2 separate regions of the Homo sapiens genome follow, and region 2 is linked to region 1. Evidence: read pairs that join two places in POLR2A ChIA-PET (ENCODE). Cell type or tissue: HepG2. All regions are shown on one strand. Each heading gives the region's core, and the rest is flanking DNA. Links, peaks and the distances in the headings are about the cores only. Region 1 holds the start of SNORA15B-1 (small nucleolar RNA, H/ACA box 15B-1). Region 2 has its middle 44 kb from the start of ZNF273.

Evidence for each region. Peaks named below come from ENCODE experiments on the same cell type or tissue, not always from the same donor. Only the 100,000 strongest peaks of a DNase experiment are listed, where the experiment ranks them.
Region 2: POLR2A ChIA-PET joins it to region 1 with 6 read pairs; 1 of 35 experiments calls an interaction of 5 or more read pairs at or near these places.

The regions. Positions count from the first base shown.
Region 1 is chr7:65,070,532-65,073,439 of GRCh38, reverse strand. SNORA15B-1 (small nucleolar RNA, H/ACA box 15B-1) reads right to left here and starts at 2,902; the gene lies at 2,768-2,902. It also overlaps the pseudogene CCT6P3. In HepG2, for the core only: no CTCF peak of the experiment used is centred there; a DNase peak (open chromatin) is centred at 1,322.
Region 2 is chr7:64,945,362-64,948,269 of GRCh38, reverse strand. No RefSeq gene overlaps it. Among named protein-coding and RNA genes, the nearest start is that of ZNF273, 44 kb to the right of the region's middle. In HepG2, for the core only: a CTCF peak has its summit at 1,312 (motif pointing right); a DNase peak (open chromatin) is centred at 1,319; H3K4me3 peaks cover 1,081 bases; H3K27me3 peaks cover 217 bases.

The DNA of each region.
Region 1 (2,908 bases), core at 310-2,809:
TAAAAGGCAACCAAAGTAAGTTCAGTCAATAAGAACCAACAATACTGTGTGTGGCTTTGCTTATCACCGATGACTCATTTCCTCCAGTATTAACTATGGGAATTCAAAGCTTCTCTGTTAGCCCAATTTTCTACTCTAAACCATGACCCCTGTCCACAATATTTGAGGAGTGTCTGACTTCTACTTAGAAGACCTGAACACCCCTCTCTCCTTCTGGATACATTTCTGTTTACCCATACTAAAGTACAGCACTGCAACTCTAATCTGGCTAAAATGGACTGATCATTTCCCTCATTCCAGAAATCTTTTTTATTAAATAATAATGTTGACAGCAATAGGTCTTGCACATACTGCATGGATGTACCTGTTATCTGTCTCCTACTTTGTACTTAATTTGTGTTGTTTTGTTACAGGGGCCTAAGATCAGGGCTGTCACCATTTCATTAGATTTCTAGATCCCCTCTTCTGGCATTATTTGCTATCTTTAGCTGTTTTTCACCCATGAATATAATCACCCAATCTATTTTCTTATCATAGTACTTGATTAAAAACTGAGTAAGGTGGCCGGGTGCGGTGCTTCACGCCTGTAATCCCAGCATTTTGGGAGGCTGAGGCGGGCAGATCACGAGGTCAGGAGATCGAGACCATCCTGGCTAACACGGTGAAACCCCATCTCAACTAAAAATACAAAAAATTAGCCAGGCGTGGTGGCAGGTGCCTGTAGTCCCAGCTACTCGGGAGGCTGAGGCAGGAGAATGGCGTGAACCTGGGAGGCAGCAGTTGCAGTGAGCCAAGATCTTGCCACTGCACTCCAGCCTGGGCAACAGAGCAAGACTCCGTCTCAAAAAAAAAAAAAAAAAGAAAAAAAAAGAAACAACTGAGTTTAAGGCAAATGCAATATGAAAATCCTTCAACATTAATCTGAACCACCTACCACCACTCAACATCTCCAACAAAACTATACCAAAATTACTCAGTCTACTCTACTCCCTTAATTATTATACTTAGTCATTCCATTTTTTATTAATATCCTATTTTATCCCATTTTAGAACCCAGACTTCCCTAATAGTACTGGTGTCAAATTGCAAAGCAAAAGATTTTTTTTTTTGGTCCCCATTTTGAATCTTTCCTGGCTTCAACTCACATGTACTACATCTAGTTTTTCCTCTACAAACAGTTGCATTCTCTTACCTGTGTTCAGGTCCACACCCACGAGCTGACCTGATTCTGAATGTTCTGCTTAAATTTTAACTAATGTTTCCTGAAGGTCAAAACCAGAATTCTGAGCAAGAACCTAAAGTAAACAAATTTAATTCCTGAGAAAACAGGAAGAATTGATATTTAAAAAAAAAAAAAAAAAAAAAAGGCTGGGCATAGTGGCTCACACCTGTAATCCCAGCACTCTGAGAGGCCGAGGCGGGTGGATCACAAGGTCAAGAGATCGAGACTATCCTGGCCAACATGGTGAAACCCTGTCTCTACTACAAATACAAAAAATTAGCTGGGCATTGTGACACGTGCCTGTAGTCCCAGCTACTCAGGAGGCTGAGGCCGGAGAATCGCTTGAAACTGAGAGGTGGAGGTTGCCGTGAGCCGAGATCATGCCACTGCACTCCAGCCTGGGCGACAAGAGACTGCATCTCAAAAAAAAAAAAAAAAAAAAAGAGCAAAAGAAAATCTCGGCCAGATGCAGTGGCTCACGCCTGTAATCCCAGCACTTTGGGAGGCCAAGCCAGGTGGATCGCCTGAGGCCAGGAGTATGAGACCAGTCTGGCCATCATGGTGAAACCCCACCTCTACTACAAATACAAAAGAAACCTAGCCGGGTGTGGTGGCAGGCGCCTGTAATCCCAGCTACTGGGGAGGCTGAGGTTGCAGTGGGCCGAGATCACACCATTGCACTCCAGCCTGGACAACAAGAGCAAAACTCTCAAAATTCTTAAAAGCAAAACAAAACAAAAAAAGAATCTCATTGCATGAAGACAGAACATTTATGTTCCCTTCAGAGAATAACCAGACACAAGTTACTGATCAACTGTCTCATCTACCCCAAACCCAGCAGCAATACACGAGTCATAAGCTATACTTCAAAATTAGTATATAATAAAAAACAATGATATCAGTTTAGCTAAAACCAAAACAAAAAGCAAGTTTGTACTCAAGTATAACCCCTAATACTGCAAATATTAAGCTACAGGTTCTCTCTTGCCATCTGAAACGTCAGCTATTCAGGCCTCCCAGAGAAACCAAATACATTTGGATGTTCCAGAGTCAGGAAGAAAACTGATCAATCCTGTTTATCCAAAATCCGTATTATGAATGAATAAAGCCTACATTATCAAAAGGGTTTGATCAGCTGAATCTTTTGGAAGATTGACTGTTTAAGGCATACACACCTTGGGAATAACGAGCAACGCATCAGCAAATGCTTGGACTCCAAGCTGTGCCTTGCCCTTTACACTGAGCTTATATTTATTCAGGGCTTCTGCCATTGCCACTTCCACAGCACCAGCACCCGGAACCACACAGCCTGTTGGATGGGGGAAAAAGAAAAATGCTAAGAAAACTGTAGAACTAATTATGAATAACAAAATATACATATGAAAGCCATTAATTTCTTACAAATTCACTATGACCACATCAATTTAAGTACTGCATGTGAAAGCCACAATACAAGCGACTAACATATCAAATAGGAGAATGGTCCAACCAGAATGGCTTCACTGGCCACTGGCAGCCTTTCAGCAGATCAGTATTAGTTCATTTATTTGTATTCACCTTTAATAATGATATGCTATGAAAAACCTTAGCATACCATCAGTCATTCTAAAGGGAAGACTGCTTTTGCATGGTGTCTGGCTGTGTAAACTACTGATAAAAGAACACAGTATTCAGCCATGCTTTTCA
Region 2 (2,908 bases), core at 222-2,721, 130 kb after region 1:
TGCATTCTACTCCTAACTGCTATTTGCAATTGGGTAAATAAAGTCATCAGTTGTTCATCTGTATGAAATCGTAACTGAGCATTTTCAATTAATTGTGTGGAATGAACCACGTATGAAGAATCAGAAATCACATTAATAGGCATAGTAAAAGCAGCCAATACCTCAATTACAGCTATAAGCTCTGCTTTTTGAGCTGAAGCATAGGGGATCTGAAAAATTTTACCTTTCCAGCCAGAGTAAGAAGTTTTACCATTACTAGACCCTACAAGGAGCCCAGGGACCCCAAAGCAGGGAGCAAAGGATGTTTCTCCCACCTGGAGCACAGCCCTGTTGCAGAAGGCACAGTCTCGGCTCGGGGAGCCCGGCAGGGATCCAGGCGTGGTGGGGGAGGGGGCGCCCGGGCGGAGCTCACCTGCGGCGGTGGGTCGTAGGGTCCCTGGCTTGTGGAGAGAGGTTGGCGCTGTTCCTTGGCTCCGCTCCCCAAAGGGCAAAGCGCCAGGAAGTCGGGCTCCCGGCGGTCTCCAGGCTCTAGCCCACCCGCGCCCAGGCCGCACCCACCGCGTCCCCTCCGCCCCCACACAGGGTGTGGAGCGTCCCGACCGGGCGTCAGCGGGCAGGGCCATGCAGCTCCTGTGGACGCCCAGAAGCGCGGAGCCCCTTCCCACTAGGGCCTGGAGACCACTCTAAACTGGCTCGGCGGCCCTGGGACTCGGGCTCCGGCTCCCGTGGTCTAACCCCTCCTGGGGGCTGTGTCCTCGCCGGACGCCAGGTCGCTGGAGACCTCTGGGTCGCCCCGGCTCCTGGCGGCTCCTGGTGCCACGCGGTCCGGAACTGGCTTGCCTGACATGAGAGGGACAGAGCGATGCGGCTGGCGGGGCTGGGGGTCCCCGCTAGGTGGGAGAGCGGCGGGGCTGCTGCTGACCGGAGCAGCCTGGGTCTGTTCTGGAACCGTCGCCCTGAGGCCCCTCCGCCCCGCAAACCCTCCGGGTGCGGTTTGGGAGTGAAGCCGGACACCAAACACCATCCACGCTCAGCCCCACGTGGGTCCAGGAGTCCCGAGCCCAAGCCCCTGCACCTGTATTTTAATTTTTTTAAAAAACCTGAGGGTTAAAGTCAGGCAAGTCAGCTGACTCAGTGTTTGCCTCCTGCTGCCTAGATGTGACCAGCGTCTTTTGCTGGCAGTCAGAGACCAAGCCCCCCCAGGCCCTCCAGGACCCCCTGACTGGTGAGGCCATCCTCTGCAATTATGAGCAGCACTGAGGTGCTCCCTACCCAGGGTCACTGCCTGAGCCGGCTAGAGGCCCAGCAGGGGGCACTGGAGCTGTGAGACCCAACCTCCCAGAAGCTGCCTCCTCCTGCCCAAGGAGGCTGCGCATCCTCACTCAGGGCTGTGAAGGGGAATGAGGGCAGCTCACAGGCTAAGGGGCCGCTGAAGGCAGTTTTTCTGGACAGCTGACTTGCGAGCCTGGAGGAAGAGTTAGGGTGTGTGTGTGTGTGTGTGTGTTTGTGTGTGTGTGAGAGACAGAGAGAGAGAATTATTTCATTCAAGGACATCTGTGTGTCTCAGTAGAGTAAGAGTGAACAGCAGCATCCCTGCAGAGGAGCAGCATGTGGACAGAGTCACAGGCTGGCTGGATCACAACAAATCCTTGTGGGTCAAGGAGAGCAGATTCCGTGATCAGCTGCTGTCTGGGTTTTGTGTTTGCCTTTTCCTGCTGTTCCATTAAGCCAGGGCACTGGGGCCAGATTGCCCTCAGCCATGGCCAAGGGTTCCCTGACAAGCTGGGGAGGAAGAATTCCCTTCCCAGCCCAGGGGCACAGGTCAGAGCAGCCTGTTCAGTGTGGATCTGAACTCAGAGAGTGGAAGCCACTGTCTCAGAGTCACAGAGCAGGTCAGTGGCAGGGCCCGTGTCCCTGACCTCCAAGCTCTATGTCTCTGAGGAAATATTCCACCCAAGAGCATGAGAGTTCTCTGAGCATGGACTCCCTGGCAGGTGAGGTCATTTTACCCATTATCTCTTTTCATCCTCATTGTGTGTGTGGTTTGTATCAATGTCCCCGTTTTATGGCAGGAAACTTAGGCACAGTGAGGAGCAAAGGCCTGTGCAAAGCTATAGAGCTCAGAAGTGGCTGAGCTGACCAGACAGGCTTCCTTCACCATTGCTCTGCTCCATTTGGAGGTTGGACAATATGCCTTGGGACCAACAGTCACAAGCTTGTGTGGGCTCAGGGGAGATATTCATTAAAAACTAGAATCCATGAAGCTTCCAGCCCCACTCATTTCTGCAGGGGCAGGTGGCTGTGCTTGGCATGGGCTCCTCATTGCTCAAAATAGAGCCTTCTCTTCCAGATAGAGCCTATTGTCCCAAAGGTGAGTGAGGTTGCAGCCCAACCTGGGCAGGGTGATATCTTCTGGGCTAGACTGGAAACTCAAGCCTTGCAGCTGGACAAGTTATGACTTCTGTCCTGCCTCAGTCACTCCTAGGCTGAACGACTCTGGGCACATTGCTCTCTAAGCTTCTGTTTCCTTATCTTTAAGATGGTGACAATGACATCTCTTTCCCACCGTAGCTATTGGTGTTTAGTAACTCATCAGCCTTAGGAGTTGGCATGCATATTCTCTGGCATTACCCAATGGCTGTATTTGTGAGTTTTCCCTGGTCTATGGGGACCTTCCTGAGGGCAGAGGGCAGGGACCAGGTGTCACTTGACTCAGGACCCAGACAGGCACAGCACAGCCAGAACCAGAGGGGGCAGGGCCTGGGTATGATTGGAATCCAGGCATCTGGCCCAGTTTTTCTGGCTCTGTCTTCCCCACCTTTTCCAAACTGATCTAAGGATCAGATTTGCCATGCTGCCCAGACATCCTGGTGGCCCTGTCTGAAGAAGCAGCCTCAGAATTTCTCTG